Regions from separate parts of the Mus musculus genome. Here region 1 is linked to region 2. A link is a loop called in an ENCODE intact Hi-C map of the cell type or tissue named here. Cell type or tissue: left cerebral cortex. All regions are shown on one strand. Each heading gives the region's core, and the rest is flanking DNA. Links, peaks and the distances in the headings are about the cores only. Region 1 has its middle 10 kb from the start of Ust. Region 2 has its middle 35 kb from the start of Gm24374.

Region 1 (8,333 bases), core at 27-8,026, 150 kb after region 2:
CACACAAAACAAATGTAGTAAAAATGTTTTTATGTGCTTCTCATCATTGCTGAAGCATATTCTACTGTTGACAGCACATTTTGCAATATACTTCAGGTGTTCGCTCATGATCACCGCACACTCGGGGTACTTGGCTATAATGGATTTTTGTTTTATTTTGTTTTGTCTCCAGATAAGTTCTGGTGGAGACCAGTGCTTCTTCTGCTCCCCAAACCACTGGTTGTTTTTCTTCAAGAGTCTGTGCTGTCATCATCAGCTCATCTCAGCGTCCGTGGGTGACTTCTTAGATCAATTTCCCTGGAGTACTATATAGAAGAACAGGTAGCAGACTATGTGCCTCCCTGCCAGCTCAGTCTCAACCTGGGTCAGGCTAAAGCTCTGTGAGCCCGAGAGTGTAAACCTTAGTGTATATTCTTGACAGAAATGAAAACCTGAGAGTAAAGAGGAGGAATACCCAAGGCAACGATGGTACACGCCTTTAATCTGAGCACTCTGGAGGCAGAGGCAGGCAGATCTCTCAGTTCAAGGCCAGCCTGGTCTACAGAGTGAGTTCCAGGACAGCCAGGCCGTTTAAACAGCCCTGGCTGTTTAAAGACAGAGGAACCCTATGTTTAAAAAAGGGGGGGGGAGGAGGAGGAGGAGGAGGAGGAGAGAGAGAGAGAGAGGGAGAGAGAGAGAGAGAGAGAGAGAGAGAGAGAGAGAGAGAGAGAGAGAGAAAGAGAAAGAGAAAGAGAAAGAAAAAGAGAAAGAAAGAAAAATTGGCTTTAGGCCCAAAAGGCTACTGATCTGAGGAGCCGGAAGACTGTATGTCAAACTGTAAGCTCTTCCTAAATTTTCTATTAGGTTGACCTTGAGGATCTTGACTAAGACTTGTCAAGAGTTTCTCTCATCTTCACAGTTCAGTATTTGGCTGTCATTCAAAAAAGTCTAAGTACTTTACAAAACATGAGCAATATTTTTCTCTAAGAGGACAGGGCAGTATGTGACATGCCCATTGAACAAGGACTAATGACGTTGTTAAGAAGGAAGGAGAGAGAGGACAGGACCTGTCCTCTTCTGATTCCAGCCCACGTGAGTTAACACCAGAGGTGTCCTCTGCAATGGGAAGAGAGCTCACTTCATGTTCCAAATTAGCAAAGACCTTGGCATGAGGAACGGAGGCAACTCTGTAGGTACAAGGCCTGCTAAGATGCAAATATGGAAATAACTTGAACACAACTGGCAACTCTTTGGCTAGGAAACTGCTTTGAAGTGGTTTTATAGCATGGTTTGTTTTATGCTACCCAAAATAGAAGCAACACTGAGATAATTTCCTGCAAAGCCTTCTAAGTGGTTGATAACATCACACCAGCTAGTTCCAGAGACCAAATGTAAAGTGTAAATGTGGCCATTTCTTTTTATGAAATCTGCGTGTATGTGCATGGACAAGGTATGTATAAATGTGCATTCATGTGTACCATGGTGAATGCATGTGCTACGGTGAGCATATGAAGGCCAGAAGACGGAGTCTGTTGTTTGCCCTCGCCTTCTACCTTGTTGATCTCTGAGAGTGCCAGGCTAGCTGGCCTGTGAGATTCTGAGTAGTCTCCTGTGTCCACCTTCTATGTCCTTATAGCAGGGATGCTATCACACCTAGCTTTATATGTGTTCTGGGGAGTCTCCTGTGTCCACCTTCTATGTCCTTATAGGAATGCAGGGATGCTATCACATCTAGCTTTATATGTGTTCTGGGGTTATGAACTCTGATCCTCATGCTTGCATGACAAGAACTTACTCCCTGAGCCATCTCCCTAAGGTGCATGTTCTCTCTCTCTCTCTCTCTCTCTCTCTCTCTCTCTCCTCCCTCCTGCCCACCTCCTCTCTTTTTCTTTGTAGCGGTACTGTGGACTGAACCAAGGGCTTCCCAATGGTTTTTGTCAACTGGACAGACTCTAAAATCTCCTGGGAGATGGGTCCCTGGGGAGTTATCTCAATGTCATTCATAGATGATGCAGGAAGGCTCATCTTCGACGTGGGCTAGCTCATTCTATGGGCACGTGATCCTAGATCTTATAACTCAGAGTTAATTCCAGCATGCAAGTATTCATGCCTCTCTGCTTTCCGGCTGTGGATGCGATGTGACTGGATGCTTCAGACTCCTACCGCCTTCCCTTCTATGTCATGAACTTTCCCCCACTTAAGCTGCTTTTGTTAGTTTTATCATAGCTTGAGGAGAAGGGGAAACAAAACTTAAGGCAGCATTCCTCAAAGGTCTTGTGCATTCTAGGGAAGGGCTTGGCTGCTGAGCAGTATCCCTAGTCTGAAGTATGGTGTTTATGTGTCCTCTGGTCACATAACAGTTTCAAGAAACTGTTTGGGGTGGAGCTGGGGGTAGGGTGACAGAAACTGAAAGTCTGAGATTATTTTCAGACTGTGTTTGCCCACTACAGCCCAAAAACAACTTTCCAGGGGGACTTCCTACTATGGTTTGGGGGTGGTCTCTTCCCTCCAAGTTTGTGTCACTATTTGGTCACCATAGTCCTGGTGTTGGGAGGTGGGCTTCTAAAACCTGATTCTGTGCCTAGGAACGAACAGCATCTTTCTCCTGGGAATGAGTCTTATTCCCCAGGCACTGGATTAGTTAGCAGGAGAGCTGACCCTCTCTTTTCCTACATCTTTCCCCTCTGTTTTATCAAAGCCTTTGTCTGCTGATCAAATAGCTTGCCTACTCAGTCCATCTGCATTGTTATGTAATAGTTATGGCTTTCTCTAAAGAGTCAAATTCGTTCTCAGAGTGTGAGGGTGTGTTTCACTCAAGGAGCTGGCAACACCAAAGAAACAAAAAACCACGGACCCACAGTAGAGTGAATGTTGTTATGGTGTTTGAACACTTTCCTTGAATGCCTTTCCTGGTGTTTGGTTTGGTTTGGTTTGGTTTCTGTCATTCTTTTGTTATACTGACAAGGAAAATACTTCTGGTTTGCAGAGTCTGAGGTGGAAGAAAGAAAAACAGAAAACAAAAAACAAATGGGATATGTGTTTGTAAGCTGCCAGGGACTGACTGTTTCTGCCCCCCTCCCCCCAAACACTCATATGTTGAGAGCACAGTCGCTTCATGTGATAGAATGTGGAGATGAGTCCTTCGAGAGATGAATAAATTATAAGGTTGGGGGCACTCAGAACTGGGGTTCCCCTGCCCTTGTGAGAAATACTGGAGTCTCTCCCTTCTCCATGGTGTGGGGACAGAAGCCAGGATGGTGGTTTTCAGTAGGTGCTGGATCTTCCTCTGGGACTTCCACGAAGCACAGGTGGGAAAAATGAATGTTTGACTTTTAGCGACCTGATCTGTGGCATTTTTACTTTAATGGCTAAAAATAAGACAGGAGCATTGTAACCACAAAGGGGTTTGTTTGTATTTACAAATGAAGGAAGAGTCACAAGCTGTCAGAAGAATTGCTGAATTGCCCTAGTGTCAACAGGCCAGGTTAGCGGTGACTAAGGAAGGAATCTAAGCAGGAAAGACAAGCGATCTTTCGGTACGCCTTGGGCAAGTTGATACCCACAAACCCAGAAGTTCCTAATCTTCAAGGTGAGGAGGCTTATCCAGAGTCGGTGGCACTTCATGTTGGCTTCGGAGATTTTAATCAGATGGGTGCAACCAAACTAAGGCAGTGAAAATCAGAGTCAAGCAGTTTCCCTGCGTTGGACTTTAATGCAGACCTCCCATCTGAGTCGGTGTTGGTGAGCCACACAGCGCCCTCTTCTGTCTTGGTGAGGTACTTAGCCCTTCGCCTGGAAGAAACTGCCTTGGGTGGGAATAGGAGATCCCCCTGTAGGAAGCTTGCATTTGAATCTGAGTGAATAGTGATCCCAACAAGACTAAGGGAGGAAGATTCTTTGTTTTCTTCCCCCAACTGGAAGAAGCGGATCTAGATGGATTCCTGGCCTTCTAATCCTCTCCTCGGGAGGGAGCAGAGCCTGGAGTGTAACCAGTTTCAGAAAAAAAGAAAGTTTTGTATTTTAAGCAGAGGTCTTGGTGTTAAAACAAACCCGCCATTGGAAAGGCACAGCGCTCATTTAGATTAATGTTCTAAAAACTGCATCCAAAACTCCTTTATTTTCATGCTGTTTAGGCAAGGCACCCGAGTCGATCAAACCACCCGTCCAATAAAGGCCAAAACATCTTTGTGATAAATGAATATATTGGAATTCATTTCTGTACCCAGCTGCATGAAAAGCACCAGGCATATTTCAGGACAGGCCAACACTTTATGTGAGATGCATGTAAAGAGAGAAAATGACTCGGATGGTAAGAGTTACTAAAAATGGTCTTTGGAGACCTCCTGTGAGGTCCTGATTCCTGGGCTTCTGTGCTCTTTGCACCAATCAGGTCAGAGTAATGGCCATGCAAGGAGAGCTCCACCACAGCTTCAGAGTCATAGCACTCCTGGCCTGTTAAGACTGCCAATCCAATTGCTTTCTTTCCTTAACTCACCATTTAGCTGGGCAAGGTGGCACACAAATAGTTTTGAATGTTCAGGAGACTGAGGCAGGAGGATCATACTGTGGTCCAAGAGGCCGAGGGTCAACCTAGATCACACATACTGGAATTCCATCTAAGACAGGGTCTCAAGCAGCCTACTGTGCCGGTTTGAGTGAGGTTGTCCCATAGGCTCATATATGTGAGTATTTTGTCCCCAGTTGCTGAAACTGTTTGGGAAAGAGAAGGTATGGCCTTGTTGGAGGAGGTGGGTCACTCCATGGGCTTTAAAGTTTCAAAAGTTCAAGTCAGCTTGAAACTTTAAAGTTTCAAAAGTTCCCAGTTAGCTTTCTCCGCCCCATGCTGGTGGATCAATGTAAGCTCTCAGCTACTACTCCAGCAACATGCCTGCCTGCCTGCCTGCCAGCTGCTGTGTGCCTCACCATAATGTTCTGAAACTGTAAGCCCAAATAATCCATTTTCTTCCATAAGCTGCCTTGGTCATTGAGTTTTATCACAAAATAGAAAAGTCACCAAGGGCTGGTGAGATGGCTCAGTGGGTAAGAGCACCCGACTGCTCTTCCAAAGGTCCAGAGTTCAAATCCCAGCAACCACATGGTGGCTCACAACCATCCGTAACAAGATCTGACGCCCTCTTCTGGTGTGTCTGAAGACAGCTACAGTGTACTTACATATAATAAATAAATAAATCTTTAAAAAAAAAAAAAAAAAGAAAAGTCACCAAGACACCCAGGCGGGCTCCAACTCCTTTCTTGGTTACCGAGGTTGGACTTGGGCTCCTGATTCTCTTGTCCCTGTCTTCACAAAGTATAGACAAACACCACATCTACCACCCCAATTAATAAGTGTTCCATAGCTAAATACTATTTCCACTCACCAAATTATTCCTTTTGTAAACAAACTGAACACTGGGTGTCTCTAACGATATGAATGGCTCAAGAAGTTACAGCGTGCACCACAAACAAGGTGCAGCATTTTAATATCTATTACCTTTTTTTTTTTGGTTTTTCGAGACAGGTTTCTCTGTATGGCCCTGGCTGTCCTGGAACTCACTTTGTAGACCAGGCTGGCCTCGAACTCAGAAATCCACCTGCCTCTGTCTCCTGAGTGCTGGGATTAAAGGCGTGCACCACCACGCTCCGGCGTGTGTTACCTTTTTTTTCTGTCAAGTTTCGTTCGGTGATTTTGTCTTCCTGGAAAACTTGTGACTTCAAGGTTGCACAGCCTGTCTCACACATTTCTGTTCACAGAGTCTTAGCCACTTTCCATCACTAATTATTTATGTACTACTTAAACAAAGAAACTGACTTTATATTGACAGATTAAGTCTAATAAAGAACTTTTATAGGTAAGAGATGAGCCGGAGGACTTGGGCTAGAACCTCCTAGGAACACTAGCAAACCAGAGCTAGATAAACTGCAAAACTAGTAGAAGACTTTGTGTTGCCCAGACATGTAAAAATTTGGATCAACAAACAATTAATAGCATTAAATGATACGCTACTTACCAACTAAGGCGTGGCCTTTAGCCTTTGTTGCTGGAACATAGTCGAGAATGGAGTCAGGTGAGAAATTCTGAGGGCTTGTGAGAAAACTCTAAGAAAACAAGACAAAAGTCTTGTGACCTCAGTTTCTTCAAAACTCAGAACTGCTCTTGGAATATGTGTTCATGTTCCTCCCAGGTGTAGCAAATTGGAGAGAATTTATTTCAGATTATGCATCATTGCTTGCTGTTGTTATTCAATTACATGTTTAAATTATGCTCTATGTGCCTCTGTGGGAAAACGTGCTTTTGCTTCATTTGGGCTTATCTTTGTAACTGTATACAGCTTGAACCCATGAGAAATTTACTCAGGTGAACTATTTTAACCTTTGGAGCAGAAACTGTCTGATGCTCTAAATAAAGTTGGCTATTGGATGAGACTTTAGTCTACCTCATTTATTGACTCCATTCTCCTAGGTCCCACTGCCTCTACAATGGTAACAGCTTAAATTTAGAGCTGGGCGGTAGTGGCGCATGCCTTTAATCCCAGCACTTGGGAGGCAGAGGCAGGCAGATTTCTGAGTTCGAGGCCAGCCTGATCTATAGAGTGAGTTCCAGTACAGCCAGGGCTACACAGAGAAACCTTAGGCAAGCAGATTTCTGAGTTTGAGGCCAGCCTGGTCTATAGAGTGAGTTCCAGTACAGCCAGGGCTACACAGAGAAACCTTGTCTTGAAAAACAAAAACAAACAAACAAACAAGCAAAACAAAACAAAAAAAAGAATAAATTTACAAATGAATTTATCTTTTAGATAACTCATTGGGCTTTTAGACAAATGCAACCAAGAATTTTAGTTAAAATTCACTCTAGAAGAAAAGTGTCTGCTCTAGGATCTATCTTAGAGACAGGAAGTCAACATTACATTGTAACAACTAGACTTGCAGTGTCTAAGCTAGGACTTGAACTCATGTCAGCATAATAATGATGGTTCTTTGAGCGCATGGTTTATTCCTGAAAATACCTAACTCATGTCTATCCTGCTGGTGTGAATTTTGTTTTCTCTGTAGCAGTCATTGGAATAAAATAGAATCAAGAATTCTGCTAAATTCTTTTTTAATTAGTTTGTTTATTGGCACTATAGGAAAATATCCAAGGGTGGACACTTTATAAAGCAAAGGGATACATTTAGTTTTCTTTTTGGAGAAAGTCCAGGATTAGGTAGTTCCATTGGTTCAGGTCCTTCTTGCCTGGACCACACAACAGCATCACGCATCAAGCTAGGAGAGATTACGTGAAGAGAAAGGAAGACAGAGAGAATCAGGGCCCAGATTCACTCTTGTACAGCAAATCACTCTTACAGGAGCTAACTCATTCTGTGAGACCGCTATTTACCAAGGATAGTGTCCCAGTGACTTCAGCACCTATATCCACAGGCTGTCTTTTGATCTTCCATTTTCAATTTGGGCATTTTTGACCAAGACTTTCCTGAAGCTGTTCTATTTTCAGAGGTGCTTTAGAAAGGATCTGAGCACAGTGGTGTGCTCCTCCAGAGAAAAAGCTTAGGGAGCCTGGCTAAGAGTGGACTTCCTCATTCCTAGCAGGGCCCGTTGGTAACACCAACAAAGTGCCATGGGTTCATACCCCTCCCAAATCTCAAAACTGGCTGAAATTCTGGTTGTAGGGAACCTGTGAGGGATTCATTCATTCATTCATTCATTCATTCATTCATCTATCCATTCACCCATTCATCCACCTGAAGTGTGTGGGGGTTCAAAAAGAAACCAGGAAGCAGCCCTATGCATTTCTGTAATCCAATTCAGGTGTACAGTTGTGTTTAACTGAGTCAAGTTTTCTCCGCAAGCCCTGGAACATGGACTATGAAGGGGAGAGGGGAAAGCATACGTCAGAGGGGATCAGCATCTTTGATCTGCATTCAAACCAGGAGGAGAAGGAAGGAGAGATTCTAGTGAGTGAAGGATGAGTTGAGAGTTCTTGAGAAGACAGAGAAATCTCTGGAGTAAAGCCAGGAGGGATGCCATGGGCGATGCTGTGGCTAATGGTTGCTTGGAGACACAGTTTGTCATCTGGTGGAAGAGGTCTGATATGGCCTGAGGACAGGAGTGAGCAATGAAGGTGGGAAACAGGAGAAGCCACTGGAGAGGGAAGGAGTGGAGAAGCCCAGGATAGTGTTGTTGAAGAGTATATATATATATATATATATATATATATATATATATATACATATACATATATATATATATCTATATATATGTATTACCTTGCTCATTGCTCTGAAACATAGTTAACAAAACTAACTCAGGAAGGATGGATTTATTTGGGCTCACGCTTTGACACAGTCCAGTTTGGTGGG
Region 2 (8,283 bases), core at 284-8,283:
TGAGTTCTGAGGTCACCTCTTCCGCTCAAGGTCCACCCAGTATAACCTCCTCTTGCTGCCTGCAGACATGAGTCTCCTGCTGCTGCCTCTGGATCAAGATGCAGAACTCTCAGAACCCCTTCCAGCACCATGTCTGTCTGGATGCTGCCATGCTTCTCACCATGATGGCAATGGACTGAACTCCTGACACCGTAAGCCAGCCTCGATGAAATGTTTTCTTTTATAAGATTTGTCTTGGCCATGGTGTCTCTTTACAGCAATGGAAACCCTAACTAAGATACACACACGTGTGTGTGTGTTTGTGTGTGTATTGTGGCTGGTGTTCATTGCCTTATGTCACTGAGGAAAATGTTCTATAACATGACAATAAGGACAAGGGGTGACACAAACCTACTTGTGCTCTATGGAGAATTTCCCAGGGGTTTCTATTTTCATGTTAACTATGTGAGTGCTTTTCAAATGATATTACAGAATCTCCCAGAAACAGCAGAGCAGACAAGGGAACATCAAGGACACAAGCCCACCCATACACAGTCAACAGAAGCAGAATGACTACAGAATGACTTCCTCGCCAATAATCTTAAGGTAAATATTGTACTCAGCTAATTATATCTTCTAAGAGGTTGGTTTTGAAAGTTGAAAATGATCCAGAAGACTCAAAACAGAGATACACACACATTCTCTCAATCAGACTTCACTCAAGTGTGGGGTGGACAAAGAACATTCACTTTACAGAGGGAAAGACAATTTTGACTTTGGCATCTGGGGAATGAAAATAGATCTTTCTAATTAGAATAATAGAAGGATTCATCGCATCCTGTGTTTCTCCATCGGATGATAGGGCTTTTGTTTACTCAGACATTACACATTGATTTTCTGTTACACTAGATGAAAATGTAATACTTCAGTGTTCCTCAGCCCTCAACCTCTCGTCCTCTTCTCCCATAGTTCTGTTTTATTCTTGGTGGAATCAATAAAGACATTGATGTTTGGGTGTTCCTATAATGAACATTCATTGTGGCTCCTCTGTCAGTGGGAAAGCAGGCCCCAACACTGACCAACTCAGCTCAACCTCAACCAACCTCCTCCAGGCCCAGATCAGGCACTTTGAATCAGACCACCCCTACATCTACTCCATCTATGTGCTGATGGAGTTTGTGAAGGAGCAGATCCTGTAAAACCAGAGCCACAGGATCTCTATGACTCTGGACAACAGCCGGATATTTGAAAGGAGCCTCCAAGATGGTCCAGTATTGATGGTGTGTCAGAAACCAGAAACCTTGAATCAGACCAACAACTTGTTGCAAAGAACATTTGGATGTAAAGCTGTTTGGGTAAAAAAATCTATGTGTGTATGTATTGCATGACACACTACAGCTTCCAATGCTGCTACCAAGGAATATATACTGGAGAGGAGGGCAAGACAGAGGAGCAGAGAGGTCCGTGTGCAGGGGAGAGAGGTGGAATTAGAGATGTGACAACTGTAACAGGTGTCAGAGAAGACTGGTTAGTGGAGGAACAGGTCATTACCCATAGGGTGTGGAGGGTGGTGTTTAGCAGCCTGGAGCTTCAGCAAACTCAGCGCTGAACAAGCTGCCCAGCCACATCCTGGCTCTGAACAGCTACAGGATGCTCAAGATGAGGAATGTTTCATTTACTGGGTTGAACCTTTTTGAAAGTTCCTTATTGGTTGGTATTTCTCCCCGAAGTCATGGCCCAAACCTTGGTACCCTTGTGGATGTCTATGGACATCAGAGACCAAGTGGAAGACCTTTGGCATGCGTTGGAGACCATGTGGATATTCGTGGTCTAGGCTGTTGGCAGAAACTGTGTAGAAGTCCAGGATCCATGCTGCCGCTGACTGTGAAGGGCAAGGAAGTAACTTTTGCAGTGTTATCGACTACAGATGCACAGTTGAGAAGAATTAACAGCAAAGGCTTCTGTGACAGCCCCTACCTCTACCCCATCCCTCCTCCCAGAAATGACAGTCCCAAAAGGAAGCCATCAAAGAGAACTCCTAAAAATTGTGATATGGATGCTAAAGTATAGCTCTCCACAGGCAATGGCGTCTTGTGGGGTGCAGGTGGAGAAGGACTACTTTTCTTTCAGGGGCCACTGGGAATTTGACCGTGCTCCAGTGAGTGTACGGGCAACACAAAATAAACCTTTTCCCCTCTCTTTGCTCTTTTGGGGAGAAGGTGCAAAAATGGTGGGGAAGTAGACATGGGATGACTGTGAAATAAATGTGATCAGGGTGCATGATGGGAAATCCCCAAATAATCAATACAAAGCTTATGTTGGGAAAAAAATAAAAAGAACCCAAGTCATTTACTATCATCTTTCTTTCTTGAAAAAATGTCTTAATTTTCTGGGCTTTGCCTCATTTTGCTTTTTGTATACTGATCCAGCATCTCCTTCCATGTTATTTACATATAAATCAACTTTCAAAAATGCTTAAGGACATAACATTTTCTTTAAATCTACTGATGCCTATTTCCCCCTCCTTCCTACTGAGCCCTTGTTGTCTAAATATAATCTGGAATGTTTGATTCCAAAGCCTGCTAGAGGACTATTTTGTGTTGTCCTAGACTAAGAGGGGAACTTGATGCAAGGACGAGTGTGCACAAAGTCATTAGATGACTCGCCCCAAGAATGAGTCTATGTTTCACTTAGTCACTGGGGACTGCAGAACCATAGACAATAACAAAGTGAAATGTATATTTGAATGGCCATTGCATCCACATTACCGAGGGTTGAGGGGAACATGTCTGTCTATTCTGAAGAGTTCTCTGAGATGCCTGTAACAGCCTGCCCTTTGTGCTGGTTGGTTTTTGTCAACTTGACACAAACCAGAATCACCTAGTAAGAAGGAACTTCCAGTAAGAAGTTGCCTCCAGTGTGCTGATCTATGAGCTTGTCTCGGTGAATGATTGATGTGAGCCGCCCCGTCCACTGTGGGTGGCATCACGTTGGCTCTGGGTTGCATAAGAAGGCGGTGGTGTGGGTGAGAAAGAGCTGGCAGGATGACCAGCTTGGCTATCACCCAGGCCTAGATCCATGACTCTGATCCACCCCAACATCTTCCCCATCTAGGAACTGTTAGAGCACATGAAGGGGCTGGCCCTAACAGGGATGCAGGATCTCCATGGCACAGGGCAAAAAAAAAAAAAAAAAAAAAAAAAAAAAAAAAAAAAAAAAGATATTTGAGAGGAGTTTCGGTGAGGATCCGGCATTAAGGATGTGGCAGAGGCCGGGGGCCTAGAGCCAGACTGGTGATTCATTGCAATGTGGACAACTTTGCTGTGGGACACATTATGAGACTTTTTTCCTTTTGGCGGGAGGTTGCAAGGGCAGAGGGTGGGTGAGAGGGAATGAGAAGAAGGGCAGAGAGTGGGTAAGAGGGAATGAGAAGAAGGGCAGAGGGTGGGTAAGAGGGAATGGGAAGAAGGGCAGAGGGTGGGTAAGAGGGAATGGGAAGAAGGGCAGAGGGTGGGTAAGAGGGAATGGGAAGAAGGGCAGAGGGTGGGTAAGAGGGAATGGGAAGAAGGGCAGAGGGTGGGTAAGAGGGAATGGGAAGAAGGGCAGAGGGTGGGTAAGAGGGAATGGGAAGAAGGGCAGAGGGTGGGTAAGAGGGAATGGGAAGAAGGGCAGAGGGTGGGTAAGAGGGAATGGGAAGATGAAGAGGATTGGGGTGCACGATGTGAGGTTCACGGAGAATCAACGAAAAGTTAAAAAGAAACAGGAAAAATTAATTGATTAGGAAGAAAGCTGAGCAAGTTGGAGAGCCAGCCAGTAATCAAATGCTGTCTGCCTCAGTTCCTTTCGACCTTGGCTTCCCTTGTTGATGAACTATAACCTTGAAGGCAAATACACCCTTTCAGCCCCAGGCTGCTTTTGACCAGTGTTTTTTTTTTGCAGGGGCAAAGAAGCAAACTCAGATAGTCTCCTTCCTTAGAACCATTGCACACCCCCATAGACCACGAGAACAACTTGGAACAGAGAAAAAAGGGCTGGTCCAAATGTCACCTTAAAAACAACTTTTATAAAAAGATAAGAAGAATGCTTTTCAATGTCAAACTCCATGCCAATATTCACCTAGAAATTTCCTCACCCATTTACCGTCTTCAAAAAAAAAAAAAAATGCATGCCGTAACTATCATTTACTTAAAATGTAAGCTTTGAAATTGGACATAAAGATGATAGAAAAAACATCTTTCAAAAGAATACAGAGACAATTTGAATTTTAATAGGGTGAGAGAGAACAAGAAAAAAATTTGTCGAGGTGGCCACATTATGGCAGGCAGAACCTTTTATTCTTTACAGTTCCTCAATCTGGAACTGGTTTCTGTCTTGCTTTTTAAGTTTCATATTATTAAAGTTATATTATCACAAACAGCTTGCTGCTTTGTATAGTACCTTGTAATTTATCGATGGTTTTGTGAAGATCCTGTAAAGCCTTAAATGGTCTATTTCATCTGGGCAGCTTGAAGCAAGTGAACACAATGACCATTCTAGATGCTTTGAGTCATGTCTTTGGTACTGAGTATAAAGTTCCTCTTTCAAGGGGGTGGGACCACTGAGGCTAGGCACTGAGTGTTCGTGCTGGGTGAGTTGGCTTGAGTTCAAGTCTTGCCTTTGATACCAGCTGTAAGATATGGAAACACTGCAAAGTCTAAGTCTCAGTTTCCCCACTAAAAGAGCCACCCTTTCTATTTCACAGGGTCAACAGAGGATCGATACACTTTGTAAAGACATCAGAGTAGTGCCTTGCACACATAAGGAGTTTGATGCTGGGAAAGAAGGAGGTGATGTGTGTCTTAGAGGAATCTGGAACATTTGTGATTCACCTCTGAGCATTCATGAATGTGCATCCCTGTGTGTGTGTGTGTGTGTGTGTGTGTGTGTGTGAGATTGTGCAACTGTAAACTCTTTCTGCAAGCAAACCTTGAAAACCTTATTCTGGCACACACGAAGCACTGTGGAGCACTTGGGAAGCAGGGGGATCTATCTGGCTTCCCATGGGCTTCGTTTCCTATCCTTTCTTGGATGTGTCGCTGAGTCACCTCTGTGGAATTCTAGGATGCCTCAGCAGAGTCTGATGGCCCACAGGAGTTGAAGTTCTCTGAACTATTTCGCTCCACCTCTCACTTTCTGGCAATGAGAAGTGGCACCTCGCCATGAAATAGAAGTCTTGTCTGTGTTTGGTTTCTTCCTGACTTAGCAAATTGTTCTTACTATGGCTTCTAGGACACCAACTAAGCCCCTCACCCCTAGTAATGCCCCACCTCTCAGCTTCCCAGCCCTGAGATCAGAGACAGAGACAGGACAGGAAGTGGAAGTGATCCTGTGACCTCTTGGTCCCTCTAGGATTCTGGTGGTATCACACTGGATTATCTCAATAGCCAGCGGCAGTGCTTTTGGCAAATGAGGCAAACTCGGCCAATCATAGGACAGGGCTATAGAGCACCCTATAGCAATGAGCTGTTTGACATTCTACTACTTACATCCTGTGGAAAGTGAACCACTCAAATTTCCCATCTTCAGCGCTCCTTGTTACAAGTGTGAACTGCACACCGAATTCCAGTCAGCTCCCACTGGGCAGGCATCATTCCAGCTTCTACTTTGCTGCCCAAACCCTCCAGGCTCTTTCACTATTGAAATTAAGTCTGGTGTCTCTGTGTGGGTTTCCAGCCTCTTCTTGTGTCTCTCACTGTGGTCCTTGCTGTCCAGTCACACTTGCTGCTGTAGCCCATGCAGCTTAGGAAGAAAATTCTGTCCTGTAACCTTCCTCCCAGAGAGGTCCATGTCTCCTCGCTTCTCTAGCTCCCTCCTCACAGAGGCTTTCCCTGGTTACTTTGACTAAAAGAATATCACCAGTCTCTCCCTGAACATGTACCCAGATTTCTATGCGTAGCTCTGAGGCTTTCTGCTACATAGAGAGCCTACTGGCTATCTCCACTCTTCCATTCCCTTTGTAGGAATGTGAATGTGAAGAGAGCAGAAACATGGCCTGGTATGTTCGCTGCTGCAGTCTCAGGTTCTGGGACTGAATGCCTAGGTAATGTGAGCTATTACTTGTGCTTCTGCCCTGTGGTTTACAAACTCGCAAGGCTACAGTGACTAGAAATGCATCTGTGGTACTGGTGGAGGGATGCTGACTCTCAGCTGCTTGTATGTTGTTCTGGTTTAACAAAGCTCTTTAAATCCCAGACTGACTCAACAAGGAGACCCAGCTAAACGTGACTCTCCTTAGCAGCCAGCCCAAGGAACCCCCCCCAGGTTCTCCCTTCCTTCTCAACTACAGAGTCATGCTCACACCTCTGGTCTCTATTCTTGCCTAGACTCAGTGTTCCTTCAATTCCTTTACTGTTATGTTACACGCTTGTGGCTAGCCTTTCCATCACATAACACAGCAGTCTGTGAACTAGTCTAAACTAGAACTACATTTCCCAGCATCCCCTTCCCAGTATGGCTCTCAATTGGAGTTGGCCAGTTTTCTTCTGGGAAAAACTGACACCAAGATGCCAATTACTGCCAGTCCATCTTTATGCTTGCCAGCTATAAAGCGTGACTTTTCTCTCTCACAGTTGGTCCCTTTGTCCACCAGCAGAAGTGGGAGTGTACCTGGCCAGACACATCTCTGCTAGCCTCTAATAAAGCTCCTCTCCAGCACCTGGAATGGACTGGCTTCTTAGTTCCCTGAAAGTTTTGGATCCCCAGTGTCCCCTGTGTATCAGAAGAGGCAGTGGGGGAGTGAGTTTCCCTGAACTTCTGACATCTCTTGCTACATGTTTCCTTCCAGCCTCTCCCACAGCTGTGAAGTGTAATTACTTCCCTGCAGAACCTTATGCACAATATCATTGATGACAAATTTTCACTGCTTGTTGTACTCAGTCTGCCAATTAAAAAATTGTGTTATCAATGATTTCAGTGTCATTTAAAAACACTTACTAAATAATGCATATCTCTTCTGATTTATAGAATAAAGTTGTAGTAGTCTCAACAAGAACCTGGCATAGCATATATTGTATATAATGTACAATGTAACCTTGTATATCCCGAAATAGGCTTGGGCAGGATGTAAACTTTAGGTAGGCTATAAACTGATGATTTTTAAAAAAAAAGAATCACTTTATTTTTTTTTAAAGGAGTTAATTTGTTTTAAAATTATGTGTATGTATACAGGTCCTGGGTATGTGCACTTGAGTGCATGTGACTGTAGAAGCCAGAATCACAGGTCCCCTGGATCTGGAGTTAACAAGTAATGGTGAGTTGCCAGATATTGGTGCTGAGAACTACACACAGGTCCACAGTAAGAACAATGTGCATTCTTAACTGCTGAGCCACTTATCCAGCCCTAAAATCCATTTTAATAACTGCTTTGGAATAGAAACATATAGTTGACACAGAAACAAATCATTACATAATTATTTTTAGTTAAGATGGAAATTTAACTATAGAGAGTTGAAAAAATAAATTCAATCAAGTGATAGCACAAAAATTCAGTGAAAATGACTGACATTTGGGGAGTTCTGATTGGGCCCCGCTACAACTGACCCTCTCTTGACAAGATAGACTTCCACTCTCCAAGAGTATCTTTTCCCCATTTGATAGCAAGAGGTCAGATATAAGACCAAGTGTATTCAGTGGTCATTGAATGGAGGGACATGGTATGCAATTAAGTTCTCAACCCATTATGGGTGAGAAAGTCCTAAGTATGAGACAAAGATGAAGTTATCTTTTCTGTGTTGGTGTTTTTCTGTGCCAGTGGCTAATAATGAAGGGAGAGATTTTCCAATAAAGGAATGGTTAAATTCTTCTTCTGAGGAAAAGGCAGAGATTTTCTGGAAACTCATGTGCTATCAATTTCCTCTCCTCTCCTCTCCTCTCCTCTCCTCTCCTCTCCTCTCCTCTCCTCTCCTCTCCTCTCCTCTCCTCTCCTCTCCTCTCCTCTCCTCTCCTCTCCTCTCCTCTCCTCTCCTCCCTCCCTCTCTCTCTCTCTCAACTTTAATTGTTTTAGATCCTATTTTTAATGATGGTTTTTAAAGACTTTAACCTCCCTTGTAGCCCACCACCCACCAGAGGTAGTGGAAAAGAAAGGATACGGGGAAAGTGGACCTGCCTAGAAAGGTTCTTTGGAGCAACTCCTGTCTGTGTTGTCTGGAAATCAGCAATTCACTTCACAGGTGAGCAGACAGTGGCAGTTCAATCCACTCACAAACACTTCACACAAACACACTCGAGTGCACACACACACACACACACACAAACGCGCACGCGCAC

The links. A loop is a pair of places that touch in the nucleus more often than their neighbours do. Peaks named below come from ENCODE experiments on the same cell type or tissue, not always from the same donor. Only the 100,000 strongest peaks of a DNase experiment are listed, where the experiment ranks them.
Region 1: it touches region 2 in a loop (2.1-fold over the local background); 7 of 42 quality-filtered maps call a loop at or near these places.

Annotation. Positions count from the first base shown.
Region 1 is chr10:8,524,776-8,533,108 of GRCm38, reverse strand. No RefSeq gene overlaps it. Among named protein-coding and RNA genes, the nearest start is that of Ust, 10 kb to the right of the region's middle. In left cerebral cortex, for the core only: a CTCF peak has its summit at 3,740 (motif pointing left); a DNase peak (open chromatin) is centred at 3,733.
Region 2 is chr10:8,673,713-8,681,995 of GRCm38, reverse strand. No RefSeq gene overlaps it. Among named protein-coding and RNA genes, the nearest start is that of Gm24374, 35 kb to the right of the region's middle. In left cerebral cortex, for the core only: no CTCF peak of the experiment used is centred there; no DNase peak of the experiment used is centred there.